Linked DNA regions of Homo sapiens: region 2 is linked to region 1. Evidence: chromatin loops called from intact Hi-C (ENCODE). Cell type or tissue: ascending aorta. All regions are shown on one strand.

Region 1 (8,000 bases):
TCAAAAACTGATCCTCCATTCAAAGCCTGCCTTAAATACCACCTCCTCCAAGGGGCCTTCCTAGATTTTCTCTCATCCTTCACCTTCTCTCTTCTGTCATAGTACGTGACCTGAGACTTTTTCTATAGTTCTGCTTCTAGTTGGACTGGAGGAAAAAAAAAAAAAAACTCCATGTATTGGGCTTGCCATAATAATTGTAGGCTCGGGAAAAGCAGAGACCCTGTTTAAAAAAACACAAAAATCACCTTTTCCATAGGGGCAGTACAGCCCTGGAGGAGGGACTCCGTGTGTGTTGAACTGTAAACTGATTACTACCCAGGCCTGGGAGGGGTAGGAAGCCCTGGCCTCATGGAGAATAATTTGTATAACGATATCCCACAAAGCTAGACGACTTCAGGATGCTCGGGGAGGATCTGCAGTTGGTCAAAGCCGCAGCTGTTGCCACTCTGGGCTTCTCAACCTAGCTGAAAGAGGCATCTTTTCTTTCTCTCCAGGCCCAGCCAGGCCTTACCAGGGTGAAGGCACATGCCTCTCTGGCTGGCTAGCCGCAGGCCGGAAATCCATCCAGAGAAACAACAGCTTGTGCCTTCCTGAAGGGCCCGCATTCTGTGTGTGAGCCCAGTGGGGTCCTCCCAGAAGCTCTCTAGGGACATCCTCTCAGATGCAGGTTTTGCAGGCTCCCTGCTGTCCACACCCAAGCCCCCAGCAAGGGGCAGTGCAGAGACCGCAGGACCTTGTGTCTAGTTCAGGCTTCAAAGCTCTGCAGGACAACTTAGCAACAGCAGGAGGCTGTGCTCGAGGCACTCACCCCTCAAAGCCTCAGCAGCTCCATCTGGAAAACAGGGCAGTCACCTGCCCTGCTCTCCCCCTATTACGGGCTGGACTGTGTCCCCTCAAATCCATGTTGAAGCCCTGGCCGCGGGAACCTCAGCACGTGATTGTGTTCAGAGATAGGGCTTTTAAAGAGATTATTACATTACAATGAGGCCCTTAGATGGGCCCTAATCTGATGGGTGTCCTTAGGGATTTGGACCCAGAGACACCAAGGAAGCTCAGGTACAGAGGACAGACCGTGTGAGGGCACAGTGAGAAGCTGGCCGTCTGCTGGCCAAGGAGAGAGTTCTTAAGAGACCCATGGCCAACACTACCATCTCAGGCTTCCAGCCTCCAAAACTGTAAGAAAATGAGTGTCTGTTGTTGAAGCCACCCAGTCTATGGCATGTTGTTATGGCAGCCCCAGGAGACTAACACAGCTCCCAAGACCAGAGTGGGGATCATGTGGGCCAACACTTGAGAGGGTACTTGGAAGCTGTGGTGTGCCCCCTAGTGGCATGGAGTACTAGATGCATGTGGTGGGCCATCCAACGTGAATGCAGCCATCCCAGGGCCCCCAGATGTCAGGATAAAATCAGCACCTTCATGGGCATTGCTCCCTGGTTAGGACTGGCCGGGTGGAAAACTGCCAGGGAGCTCTGACCTGTGGGACCATTTTACTCATTATCGCTGGACCCCCTCACCGTGCCTAGCAAAGGGCAGGCTTGGAAATAAGTTTCCTAAACGTGGTACACAAGATAAACTGTTTCTCACAGGGCGCAAGCTCGAGTATGGCAGATGAGTCACAGGACATCAGTGAGGGAAATATCCCCATTCATAGCGTAGGGCCAGAGCTGGGTTTTGAGGCAGGTCTGTTGCTAGTGAGGATGACGGTGCTGATGCCTAGTGAGCTGAGGGCTGAGTTCTAGCACATTCCATGTACTACCTCATTTAATCGTCGCCACAACCCTATGCGCAGATACACTCCCATTTTAACGTAAGGAAACTGAGACACAGAGAGATGAAGTAACGTGCCCAGTGATACATGTACAGTAAGTGGGAAGCTGAAATAAAAACAAAGCAGAGGACTAAAGAAAGGGGAGGAAGAACAGGAAGAAGGCAGGAACAGCCTGGGCAAAGCAGGAACAGCCTGGGCAAAGGCAGAGGTGTGGGAGAGCCCCAAGATGTGAGGCAGACAGTAGACGGAGACCCTTGCAAACAAGAAGAGTCAGTGGTGTGGCTGTGTAGGAGATGGCTGGGCTGCAGCTGCCCGCGGAGGTGCGCCGAGGTCAGGCTATGACCTGCCTACAGCAAGAAGCACAGCAGCTCCTGGGCTCAGGTGTGTCCTGCTCAGGCTATGTGGCCTCAGGGAGACACCTGCTATGGAGTGCTGCTGTGGAGGTCCCTGAGGCTCGGAAAACCTTGGGGATGAGCCCAGGCCTCAAGGGCAAGACCCAAGTCAGGCCCTGTGCTAGCCAGCTCTGGTGCTCCCAAAAGCCAACTTGTGTAGTTCCCAGTTATTTCTCACTCTCATTCACTAGCATGCTCAGGTGTTCACTCAATGGGGATATAGCGAACTAACTCGGTTTCTGCTGCTCCACAGTGGAAAGCCCACTGCTACCTCGAGATCCAGCTCTGTTGATGCCATGAATAATGGCAACAACAAAATCATTCTTAATTAAATACCCGCCATGTGCTAGGGCCTTTAGACACTGCATAGAATGTAATCCTCACAACCCCGAGAGGCAGGTGTCTTCACCATCAGTTTATAAATGAAGAAATGGAGGCACAGAAAAGTTACATTACCAGCCTGTGGCCACACAACTGCGTAGGAGCCCAGGTCCTGCAGGATCCTGCACTTCCTCCCACTCAGAAAGGGGAAATGGCAGCAGAAGGTTGAGGGCTTTGGAAATCCCTCTAACTCTAAGCTAATTTTAGAGAAATCTAATTAATTCCAAAGGAACCAGCGCCTGCAGAGTGCTGAAGAACCTGCTCAGAGCCATATCCCTGCTGGCTCTGGGAAGCCCAGGGTCCTGAGGGAGACAGAACTGAGCTTTAGTGGCATGGGGCCTCTACTTGGGACTCCACCCCGCACCTACAGTGTGGGGGATCTCTGGACCTTAGTTTATCCATCCTCACCTCGTGCTCCACCACCAGTGGAAATGGCGGCAAAGGCTCAGGTGCTTCCTCTTGTCACCAGAGGGAGCCAGACGCTTTCTCATGCCAGGGAATGCCTGCCTCACTGGTGTGGCTGAAGCAGTGCAGTTCAAGGTAGGAGGGTCACCAGCTCCTCTGAGGGTGGCTCCCCCGCCTGTAGGAGGACACGGCGGGGCAAATGACTCTGTGGGAGTCTGTGGTAATCAGTGAAGGTCCTCACGCCGTGTCTGTCAAAAAAATGACCATCTCCGAAAAGCCCAAGAAGGGAAGGGAGGCCTGCTATTACCCCAACCACAGGGTAATAGAAGGACCCATATCAGGGACCTCCCTGATATGGTTTCGCTGTGTCCCCACCCAAATCTCATCTTGAATTGTAGCTCCCATAATTCCCACGGGTCGTGGGAGGGACCCCATGGGAGGTAACTGAATAATGGGGGTGGTTACCCTCATGCTGTTCTCACGATAGGGAGTTCTCACGAGTTCTGATGGGTTTATACGGGGCTTTTCTCCATTTTGTTCAGCACTTCTCTCTCCTGCCACCATGTGAAGAAGGAAGTGATTGCTTCTTCTTCTGCCATGATTGTAAGTTTCCTGATGCTTTCCCAGCCATCCTGAACTGTGAGTGAATTAAATCTCTTTTCTTTATAAATTATGCAGTTGTAGGTGTGTCTTTATTAGCAGCATGAGAATGGACTAATACACTCCCCAATCTCATACAGTCCGTACTTGACTCGGTTCATCTTCCCAAAACATATTAAATCACACTCATCCCCTATTTTAAACCCTCACAGGCTTCCTGACTCCATGCCAGGCTGTGCGACTACAGGCAGATGGGGCTCTGAGTGCAGGTGGGGACCTGGCTCAGGGCCTCCCTCCGAGTGTGTGCTGACTGGTGGGGATTGCCCTGGCTGGTGTACGGTGCTGGTGTACAGTGTCCAAGGAGGCCCGTGAGCACCAGAGTGAGGCTCAGCAGAATGAGAATCAGGCTCTGGGGGCAGAGTGGGTGGGCTAGCGGCAGGTCCCTGGGGCACTGTCTATCCGTGGATTCATGCCCAGGCCCCATGCAGGAGCAAATGAGTAGAGACTCAGTGATCATGCATAGGGCACAAGATAGGGATGGGAGCTGGGGTTCCAGGATAAAGCAGAAATCCTAACATCAAAACTACGTCCTGCATCCGGGGAAAGTACTGAACATGCAGCAGAACATAGGCTGCATCAGCAGAAATCCCTCCTATCTAGAGGCAGGGTTGGTGTCCTGAGGTTCTGACTGGGAAGGGCAGACTGCAGAGGTGCTAGCCAGGTTGGCACCAGCTGCACGCAACCGATGCATTCTCACCCCTTTCCAACCTCACCTCCAGCGGGGCCCCTACACCATGGGTTTTGTTTGACGAACGGTGGAAAACAGTCAAGATGTGAGTCAAATGCAAATTTCACCCTGATTTTATCACTAAGGGGGACACGGCCGCTTGCTGACATGACAGTCGGCTGATTTTGAAGCCTGGTGAAAACTAAGGATGGATTATTAAACTCTGGATTTATGTGTTCTGCAAGCAGGGAGCTGTCACTGTCAGAAGTCGACAGAGTTTAGCAGGAACAAGTCACGCCAGACCAACTTCATTTCCTCTGCAGTTTTCTGATAGGAACAGGATGCTGATTAGATTGAAGACAAGTCATAAACACATTATACTGTGAGGCAAGTACAGACTGGACAAAAACACTCACTCACTATATGAGAGAGGGAACCATGCATGATGCTGAGACACAGAACTGGCGGAACCATCTCAAAGCCGTGGAGCAGATGTGTGAAGTCCTGTGGAGCAGGATGGAGGTCTTGGCCAGTGTGCCAAAGGGTCACTCCTATCCCATTCTCTGCATGTGGGATGGATACACTGGCATGTTATGCCCATTTGAGAGGGAAGATTCATACACTAGAGGTAGACTGAGGATTCAACATGGCCAAACTATCTGTCTGAAAGGGAGCCAGCATTCGCCTGCAAGCACTTTAGGATGGGCTGAGGAAGGTATGGAGCAAGAGCTCATCAAGGCAGGAAGAGCTGCAGCGGAATGGAGCTTCAGCATGAGTTCCCACCAGTGATGCACTTATCCCAAATGCCCATGCAACCTCCGTGGCATTAACAGAGTCAGGGTTACAAAGGGGCAGCCCCCATATTCTCATAGAGTCAGCTGCCAGTGTGGTCAGTCTGGAATGTGACATTTAGAGGGGGCCATACCATGCTGGATTACCTCCTGGAGGGGCTTTTGGGAGAAGTAAGGATCTAGAAGCCGTGCCATGTAATAACTAAAGGACTGGAGAAGTTTAGCCCCAGAAAACACAATGAGCAGGCAGCAAGGCTGGAACACTGTCATGGGGAATAAAAGCTTAAGCACCAAGTTTCCCTCCAGAAGCCAGAGTCGGATTCAGGATGCAGTCATAAGATAGCAGGTGACAAGGAACATGGAGCACGGGGGACTGGCTGTCTTCAGAGGGGTAGTGAGCTGCTCACCACCAAGGGTATTCAGGTGGAGGCCAAGTGCCCAGGTATCAGGGTTGAAGGGAAGGGCATTCCTGCTGGGTGATAGGAAGGCAGACTGGAGAGTCCCCAAGTCTGAACAAACTGCCAAAACTTTCTCAAGCATCTCACCATCCCAGGCATCCAGAGGACCCGGAATCCACCTCACTGTTGGCTCTATGCCACGGGTGTGAAGTACTTTCCTGAAGGGGCAGAAGTGATTACACTCAGCACAGGGAGGAAGCAGGATGTGGGGCTGCCTACCAGAAAGCCATGTCAGCTCCTGGCCACCCCCCACCGCCCTGCTTGTCAGCTCTCTCGAGATTCCCAGACTGAATCAACATGAGTTGCTTAATTTCTCTGCGTCTCTGTCCTGGAAGATGGCTTTTCTGGAAAACTCATCCTTGCAGGCAGTGTGTTCCTCTAGAGAAATCTGAGCATCGGGGTTCTAACTCACAGGCTGGAAAATGGAGGCCAGGTATTGCTGAGGAATGTCTCCTCTAAAAAAGGTAACAAGACAGACTGGTAAATAGCAGACCTTCAGGGCATACCACGTTCACCTGGGCAGATCACCTGGTGAGGTCCTTAAGGCCCACCTGAGACCAGAACTGGAGAAACGATCCTCATAATTGGAACAAACAATATGAGCTTTATTCTTCTGGAAGATCACTTCTGGTTCTGTTTGCAGATGAAGGAGAGGGAAGAGACAAATTGTGCACAGCAGGGAAGCAAAGTCAGCCTCTGACTGCATCTTTCGGGTTGGTGTTAACTGAATGGCTCAGACTTCCTGCATCAGCAATGGGCAGGCAGCAACTGGGCCTTTAAAAAAAATTATAAGGAAAATGACTGTTTAGTTCTGACACATGACAGGCTGGCTTGAAAGAAGATAGGTTCTCTTTATTTTTTCAGAAGGAGTTTCACTCTTGTCGCCCAGGCTGGAGTACACTGGGACGATCTTGGCTCACTGCAACCTCTGCCTCCTCGGTTCAAGCAATTCTCCTGCCTCAGCCTCCCAAGTAGCTGGGATTACAGGTGCCTGACACCATGCCCAGCTAATTTTTTGTACTTTTAGTAGAGACGGGGGTTTCACCATGTTGGCCAGGTTGGTCTTAAACTCCTGACCTCAGGTGATCCACCTGCCTTGGCCTCCCAAAGTGCTGGGATTACAGGCGTGAGCCACGGTGCCTGACCTCGAGCATAGGTTCTCTTAAAGCAGTGGTTCTTAACCAGTGGCAACTTTGCCCGCCAGGGAACACTGAGCCATGTCTGAAGACAGTTTTGCTTGTCACAATGGGCTGGGGTTGCTGCTGGCATCTGGTGAGTAAAGGCCAAAAATGCCACTGAACCTGCAATGCACAGGGCAGTCTCCACAACAAATAATTATCCGTTCTAAAATGTCACTAGATGAGATGGAGTTGAGAAACTACTCAAAAGCCACCGAAGTGCAATTGATCTCAAAGCCTTGCTTGGCACACAGTCCACTTGTGGTGTAAGCAGGAAAGGATGTGGGGAGCTCACTGGGATCTGTTTAATATGGCTTGTCATTTGGTACTTAGAATTGAATAGGCTTGAAGAATGCTCTCTTTTCTGCCAAAGGAAAAGATGAAAACCTGAACCCTACAATTCTAGAGCTCTTGGCTTTCTTTGAAAGCCAGAATTAACTTTCTTGTCCACTGGTTCAGGAACCAACCCTTCTGTGAAGTCAGAAGTGTTTCCATAACATCTCAACACCTTTTCCACGGGGTAGAATGTCGTGGGATGAGGATAGAGTAAACTCATGCTACCGAGCCCTGGAAATGACCCAAGAACTAAGGATCTCATTTAGACTCTATGTCAACACTGTAGCGTAGACCTGAATATCTCATTTTTCACAGATGATGAAACCGAGAGGCCAAGTGGTCTTGTGGAAACTCCAGGCCCATTTCCCAGCGTAGGCCTTTGACTCCCAAGTCTCCCAAGCTCTCTCTGCTAAAACTCTGGTTTTCAAATTTGGATCCTTGGTGCATGGCTTACCGGGCAAAGGATGGGGGAAAGGGGTGGGATCTGAATGTGTGGAGGTCAAGGTCCTGACAATGTGATAATGATATAAGCAGAGCTCTCCCCTTTCTCTCTTCTGCCCCGTGTAAGGTTTTTGTACTGGGTTGAATGACGATCCTCAAAAAAAATATGTCTATGTCCTGGAACCTGTGAATGAGACCTTATTTGGAAAAAGGGTCTTTGCAGATGTAATTAAGTTAAGGATCTTGAGATGAGATCATCCTGGGCTACCTTAGTGGGCCCATAAATCCAAGTGTCCTTATAATAGACACACAGAAAAGAGAGAAGGGGAGCAGAGGATGCCAGTAAAGCCACAGACATGAGTTACACAGTCACAGACCAAGGAACGCCTGGATCTATCAGAAGCTGGAAAGGCAAGGAAGGATTCTCCCCTGGCTTCTGGAGGGAGCACAGGTCTGCTTGATTTCAGATTTATGGTGTTTAGAACCATAAGATAATAAGCTTGTGTTGTTCTAAGTCACC
Region 2 (8,000 bases), 190 kb after region 1:
AAATGTTAATTGCAGAATCATGACAGTGGGTATACGTGTATTAACTATATAATTCAAGTTTTATGCTTAATTTTTTCAATAATAAAATATTGAGGGGAAATAACTACTGAGAGTGCCCACAAGGCAAAACACAAACTCAGTCCTACTATATTCCACATGTTAAATGTGTACATATTTACACAATATACATGCTGATATGCCTCTATATTTATAGTCATAAATGAGTAAAATACACAACTATATGCAGAATATTGGACATGTAAACAAATTTTGTTTCTAGCAAGAAATTAATGCTGCAAGCTTCCCAGACTGCATAACTCAGTCTAGGATACGCGGACTAGACTAGGAAAGACTATCTTTCCCTTAAAGTAGGTTAGTCTTAAATGTAACAGAAAATCGCTCAGGGCGAATGGTATTTATGAACTAGACATCACAGAATGACAACAGTTATGAATGATGCAAAATGAAATCATTCAAACAACCTATGGAAAAAGAGCAAAATTCAGCTATCATACTTTCACCTTAATGGCCTGGTTGATTTGCCTGGGCAAACTGCCTAAAGGAACATGTAGAGAACAAGGCCTGTCTCTTTTCTTATAAGAGAGCAAGACCAGATCCACCCTACAGTTATGCAGACAATACAAGCATATTCTAGGTGCAATAATTATGCTATATATGACACTAAGCGAACAGCAATTGCATTTGCAATGAGCCTACCTTACAGAGCTTCCAGATCAGTCAATTCATAGAACAAGCAAGCACAGTGTTTTATAAGGCACAGAGCCTCAGACTAATGTACACATCTTACTGCCCACTACCAAAGGTCAAGATACCCCTGGGATGTAAGAAGAGGCAGTGTGAGCTCTGGACCAGAGACCCAGGGAAATTGAAGGGCTAGGATAAGTGCTGAGTGATGAGTAACAGCCTTAGGGGAGATAGCAGAGGCCTACAGGTGCTATGAAGCCCATAAAGTGTTGCAAATGCACTCCAGGTCCAGCAGGACCACCCACAGTCCTTTCCTGGCAACAATTTTAGAACTTACATTCATCTAAGGAGCATGCATCTCCAGTGTTATGACATCAGTCAAGGAACAATAAGAGTTTATGCAGAAAACCATCCACGTCCACTTAGCTGGAATATATTTATTCTGTAATAACAAGTACACAAATGTTAGCTATATGTTAGCTAGTAATAATTGTAGGTTTTTTTTTTTTGGTTTTTCTTTTCTTTTTTTTTTTTAGAGACAGTCTCACTCTTGTTACCCAGGCTGGACTGCAATAGCATGATCACAGCTCCCCGAAACCTTATGCTCCTGGGCTCAAGCGATCCGCCCACCCCAGCCTCCTGAGCAGCTAGAGCTACAGGTGTGTGCCACATTGCCCAGCTAATTGGTGTTGTTTTTTTTGTTTTGTTTTGTTTTGTTTTTTTGTAGAGATGGGGTCTCACTATGTTGCCCAAGCTGGTATCTAACTACTGGCCTCAAATGATCTTTCCATCTCTGTCTTCCAAAGCACTAAGATTACAGGTATGAGCCACTGTACCCAGCCAGCTACTGCTAACATTAATACAAGTAATTTTAATTAAACATTTATTACATAGCAGGTAGTATGTTAAGCACTTTTACAGGTTAATCCTGCTAATCTCCTACAAGATAAGTGCTATCACTAAGCCACTTTGTAGGAAAAAAAATTGAGATTTCATATGCCTAGGACTATTCTGAACCTGGTATAAGGGACTGGAATCCAAGGAGTTTAATTCTAGAGTCACACTAAACACTTTAGCTAACTGCTTGTTAAAATCAAATAGTTATGCATATGTCATTTGTATAACTGGATTGCATGACTGAAATTAAGTGAATGAAGAGCAAAGGGCAACAGCAAGTATATCTGTAAGGGCCCAAGACACACATGCTCAGGATGTAATAAGAGAGCCGGCAGCCCATACTGATTCGACGGGCCAGTCTCTGAACCCACACCCCATTCAGATGACACTGCCAACCCCATCTCTGAGACAGAGGGAGTTGGAAGTTCTGCAAAGAAAGTATTGACTTCCAGCTCCTGACTCCCAGCCAGCCCTTCACTTTGCAACAGTGAGAGGGCGGGGAGTATTCCAAAATCGGTTAATAATGCAACCAACCAAACCACAAACAAGAGCATAATTAAAGCTCTTTTACTTTGGTTTAAAATAATCTCAAATCTGCCAAACACAGATGACTACACAGAACAAAGCAGCACATCATGGGGTTTATTTGGCTTCTCCTTCTGTTTGGGACTCTGCCTGAGAAAACTAATTATGTACTCAGCACATACAGTGTGTAAGATCTGAACAAGGTGCTTTTCACAAACACTATCTTATTAAATCCTGGCACAAACTGTAGTGTAGGTATTACTAAGTTCAATTTGGAGAAACAGAAGGAGAGGTTCAGAGAGGTTAAGTAATTTGTCCAAGGGCACACAGCTAGCCTAGCAGAATGATATTTTAAACCTAGGTAGTTGCATCCAGCCTGGTTTTATTAAACCATGTGGCTACCTCGAATATCTTTCATCAAAAAGACACATAAAAGACAGGGAGAGAACAGCAGGCCTCAGAAGTTCCCAGGATTGAAATCTGTTTATTACTACGAAGTGGCCAATCACCTCTGCGGGGCAGGCCAGCAACCCTGGCACCAGCTGGGTTCTAAAAGGCCAAAGCTGCCAGGCCATGCCAAGATGCCACAATGAAAATGAGCATTGTTTGGGTCAGCTGCTGCAGGGCTCCTGTGCACACAGGCAGTACCATGTCACTGAATGGAGGGGGTGCCTCAAGGGTGCAGGGTTAGCGGCCGCAATGTCTCATGCAGGCAGGCAGGCAAGCAAAGAGGGGCCTGAAATTAGTGCTTTAGGGTCATTGTTGCAGGAATTGGGCAGGCAGGGGTCTCGACATCAAAACTCAGGCAGGAAATAGCTCAAGCCATTCTGCCCTCTGGGGAAAATGGCCGAGGAAGGGGGAAGGGGTAAAAGGGATGACAATATTCTAAAGAGAAAAGGAAAGCATTGAAGAATAAAGCAAAATGCCATCAACCTGTGGCCCACTCTGGATTAACTCTGAATTCTAAGGCACTTCTAAACCTGTCTATGACCCAGCACTGAATTAGACACTTGACAGTGATAATGACACCTGGCATTCACACGTCAGTCCCCTGTGCCCTCCCACAAAACACCATAAAAGCCACTAAGGATTTCCCACTGGAAATGGGCTTGGCCAATATACAGACACAGGCAGAAACAAAGAGGGGAGAATAAACTCCTGCTCCCTCTCCCACGCAACTGCAACTTCAGCTGTAAGCAGAATTTTTAACCTCCTGAGCCTGGGGTTCTGAATGATAATATACAAATTGCAAGACTAGAAACAGAATATATAAGGCACTTGTCAGCACCTGCCATCTTGCAGAGCTCATTAAATACCCATGATTACTCACATTCACAACTTTTAAAGAGAATCAACAGAGGGCCATCACATCGTACCCCTGAATTATTGTCTGGAGTTGAGCTCGATTATTCAGATTGATGTAGTCAGTGTGAAGTCTTGAAAGCAAAGCCTGAGAGATAAGGACATTGGATGCATCTGTGCTGTGTGCCAGTAGGTGACTTAGGAATCAGTAAGCACATCAAATATGGTCACACCGTAGAAACAACACTGACGCTGAGGCTGAATCTTCCATCTCTCTTTGGAAGGGCAAAGCGTAAAGAGGAAAATCACCAGGTCCAAGTCAATGCTCACTGGGGCCTTCTAGGCATGGAGCACTGCTGAGGACTTCACACAACTCACGCTGATGTGGACACAAACAGGAGCCACCCAGACCCAAGGTAGGTGCAGCGGGCCAGGGGCTCATAGGAGGCAGCTCTTGCCTAAAAGGAGGACTTGAAGGAAATCTCAATTAAAAGAGAAGCATGAGAGACAAGCGCTGTTGTCAATTTCTAATTAGTAAGAGTTAGCTGGTGAGAAAAAGATACAATCCTCTAAGCTTCCAATGTGGATTTTTGTGCTCTGCTACTACTTTCCATTGCACAACTAAGGGAGACCAAGGGGAAGCGCAGGACACACTCAAGAAAGGGAACAATCAAAGGCAAAAATGCAGAGGTAAGCAGGAGTACTAGGGAAATGGACTAGTCAGATTTGCCAGCCCCAATATTTAAAAGGGACCAACTCTGCCTCCCTGTGGCTCACAGGGGCCTGCCGGGTCTGGTCTTCCACCCACCTCTCTGCTTTCATCTTCCCCTGCCTCCCTCTCACCCTCTCTGCTAGAGACACACTGGTCTTTCCACTCCCCGACCACATCAAGCATATTTCAACCCCAGGGCCTTTGCACTTCCTAGTCCCTCTGCCTGAAACATTCTTGCTCCAAATAGTTATATAATTTGATCTCACACTTCTTTCAAATCTACTCAAATATCACCCGCCCAGAGAGGCCTTTAGAGAAAGGTCCAGCCGATTTGTTAGCAGCCATAAAAATAGGGGAGGGGAAGGCGAAGGGATCTGAATTGTCAGACCGCATGTATGTGTCTGCTCACAGCAGGGATCTACCTAAAACTGTCTACTGTGAATGAAATCAAGGACAGAGAATGATGCACTTGTTCAAGGGCCATCAGTTTAAGGGTTGATATTGTATAAATGCTACAAACCAACCAAGGGCCAATTCTAAGCATCCCTAAAAGACTGTGAGGATCTTGGGCCCCGCTGCCCAGCAGCAAAGGGCTCCCTTTTCCTGTAATGTATGATTTGTGACATGCTGGAGTTTGGCTGCTGGAACAAAGAGGCATCTGCCCGGCTTCTTCCTGAAACACAGGAGCTAGGGCAGCTTTGGGAAGGGCATTCTGGCTTCAGATGTCCTCTGTCTCTTGATACAGGAGCTTAGGAAGCTCCTGACCTCTGAGCTCACTCAAGGAGAAGCCACTGCATCCTGCCTTTAAGGAGTGAGCCCTCAGGAGGTAGCCCTGGAGAAGGAAGATGGTGAGAAAAGGCCCAGCCAGGGGTGGGGCTTCGTTACTGGGCGTGGAGAGTGACGCCAAAGGGAGCAAAGAGGGAGACAAGCCCCCTGCTCCTTCTGCACCCTCCTTCCAGGTGACGCAGAGCAGGCGGGCAGGCTCAGCACCACCCCCATCACCTCCTTTCTGTGTCCCTATATGGGACGGAAAGGCTTTTTACTTCTAAAGGAACAAGAATTGGAGAACCCACACAACTCCTTTCCCCAGAAAGCTTTCCTGATTCACTGAGGAAGGGAATCAGACCCCATGCTCCTAGAATACAGGTGAGCTCGCCAGCAGGGGTCCAGCTGTTTTTAGGATAGACACTGACTAGTTTCCGTGATGCTCAGCTGCCTCAGGTCTAAAAGAATCAGCTTAAAAAAAAAGATGAAATGAGATAATATATGAAAATATGCAGCATGGGGCCTGGCATAGAGTAAGCATACAAAAAAATGCGTAATCCAAACAAATAATTCCAATGATGTAAAAAAAAAGAAATGTCACCATTAGAACTGAAATATAATTATCAAAGCTTTCCAGAAAATGCAGATTGTGAAAAATCACTTAAGCCTCATTTAATACTAGAAAATAGACATTTCATAATAATTTGATTGTAGTGATTCACATAATCTGTGCTGAATAAATCAATAAGTTTTATTTTAAAACAATTTAATATTAGAAAAAGGCTCTGAAGTCAGAATGCTCCCCTCCACCTTTTTTTTTTTTTTTTTTTGAGACAGAATCTCACTCTGTTGCCCAGGGTGGAGCGCAGTGACGCGATCTCGGCTCACTGCAACCTTCCACCTCCCAGGTTCAAGCGATTCTCCTGCTTCAGCCTCCCAAGTAGCTGGGAACACAGGCCTGCCCACCACATCTGGCTAATTTTTGTATTTTTTTAAGTAGAGACGGTGTTTCCCCATGTTGGCCAGTCTGGTCTTGAACTCCCAATCTCAGGTGATCCACCCACCTCAGCCTCCCAAAATGCTGGATTACAGGCGTAAGCCATTGCACCCAGCAGAATGCCCATTTTTGATGTCCAGTGTTGCCACTTTCAAGCTATGTGACAGGGAGAAAATTTCTCTAACTCTCAGGACCTCGGAATCCTCATTACAAAATGAAGATAATACGTGTACCTATCTCACAAGGTTTTGCAAAGATCCAAAAGGTTAATCCATAGGAAAACCTTATAACAGTGTTAGATACGATCACGATTCTTATTATCATTATTTTGATCATTAATGTGACTGTATGTATGATGCTATGGTGATAAAGCTTTCCAGTCAGGCCAGACCTTGGTCTGAAACTGGATCCCTTCAGTTGCCTGCTTTGTGAGATGTTTCTGCAAGCATCTCAGTGTGAGGATGAAAAGGACAGCAGAAGAAATGCATGTAACACGGTGCCTGGCACGGGGTGTGGACCCACAGAAGTGAGTGTAGCAACTGTGATGTACTATCAGGATGCTACACTACTATCGGTAAGTAGGATATTACAAACACACTTCTACTTCAAAAAATACTTGGAACCGAAATTTCTATGCACAACCCAGCAAAACACATGAACTAATTATGAGCGTATGAACAATGTATCAATGCATTGCCTTAGTAACTATTAAGGCTTATAAATCACAACTTGGAATTTATAACCCACAGCCACTTTCAGGGTATATAATGGCATAAAATAATTACAAATACCTGAGAGGTAGAACTCCCTATGGAAGACTACTGCATGCAAGAAAATGCAAAGGATGAAGGGCCCCAGCCAGTCAGTGCGAGGTACATCCCTCCGGGGAGCCCCAGCCTCAGAGCAAGAGAACCAGTCAGCGATTGGACGTTCTGATCCCAAACTGGCACTGCTTCTACCAAGAAGCCTCAGGTCTCTGGCATCCCCTGTGGTACCTCAGCTGATGGAGTGAAAAAGCAAACCAGAAAGAGGGGATTCTAGGGTCCCGGTGCCAAGTTTCTCTCTTCACTCTCCAAACAAGCTGACTTCACACAGGAAGACTCCTGGGCACCTGATGTAAGTGAAACCCAGACCACTTACTGCCCGCTGTTAAAAAAGGGGAAGGAGGGATACTTTGTTATCCACCAGCCTCAAAGCATCTGAGTAACATGGAGATTAAGAGGAGCTGACAGAGAGGACTGGAATCTGAATGGCTGGAGCACATGGCTCCTTCCCAAGTCCTCACCATTCTCCTCTCTGTTTACAGTGGATGGCGCCTGCCTGGCTTGCATGGTGGCTGCTGTCCCATCTGTCATTCCCTTACTCACTGGGCATTAATAGAGCAGCCCAACCAACTTCTTAAAGAACAAGGTGATATTACATCTCTTTGGGACACCAAGGTGATACCTAATTGCAAGGAAATCTTGATGAGGTTATACTTATCGCACATATTCAGTGAAATCCGAGTGGGATTAAGAAGTCATGGCTGGGCGCGGTAGCTCACACCTGTAATCTCAGCACTTTGGAAGGCCGAGATGGGCAGATGACCTGAGGTCAGGAGTTCGAGACCAGCCTGGCCAACATGGTGAAACCCTGTCTCTACTAAAAATACAAAAAAGTTAGCTGGACGTGGTGGTGGTGCATACGCCTGTGGTCCCAGCTACTCGGGAGGCTGAAGCAAGAGAATCGCTTGAACCCGGGAGGCGGAGGTTGCAGTGAGCTGAGATCATGCCACTGCACTCGGGCCTGGGCGACAGAGTGAAACTCCATCTCAAGGAAAAAAAAGAAGTCATACATAGTGGGGGTGGGGTGGGGGTGGAGGCCCCCAAATCTATACCGTATTAGCAAATTTCATGTCCCTCTGTTTGATCATTCATTGATTCATTTAGTAAATATTTACCAAAGGCTACCAAGTGTCCAACCTTAAACTGGGAGCTATGAACACAAAGAGAAGCAAATGCATGGGTTCAATATATACCATTTAAGGAGTGTGAATGGTTTGTCCACAATTCCACTCAGCAAATGCACATCCTGACTGCGTGCTTGAGAAGGGAGACA

What was found. A loop is a pair of places that touch in the nucleus more often than their neighbours do. Peaks named below come from ENCODE experiments on the same cell type or tissue, not always from the same donor. Only the 100,000 strongest peaks of a DNase experiment are listed, where the experiment ranks them.
Region 2: a loop joins it to region 1, with 7 times the contacts of the local background. A loop is called at or near these places in 10 of 110 quality-filtered maps.

The regions. Positions count from the first base shown.
Region 1 is chr15:92,072,558-92,080,557 of GRCh38, reverse strand. The region is part of intron 2 of SLCO3A1 (solute carrier organic anion transporter family member 3A1); the gene reads right to left. Among named protein-coding and RNA genes, the nearest start is that of SLCO3A1, 220 kb to the right of the region's middle. In ascending aorta, CTCF peaks have their summits at 1,347 (motif pointing left) and 3,007 (motif pointing right); DNase peaks (open chromatin) are centred at 3,027 and 5,717.
Region 2 is chr15:91,882,248-91,890,247 of GRCh38, reverse strand. The region is part of intron 1 of SLCO3A1 (solute carrier organic anion transporter family member 3A1); the gene reads right to left. Among named protein-coding and RNA genes, the nearest start is that of SLCO3A1, 33 kb to the right of the region's middle. RefSeq lists an enhancer at 7,996-8,000. In ascending aorta, no CTCF peak of the experiment used is centred here; a DNase peak (open chromatin) is centred at 4,200.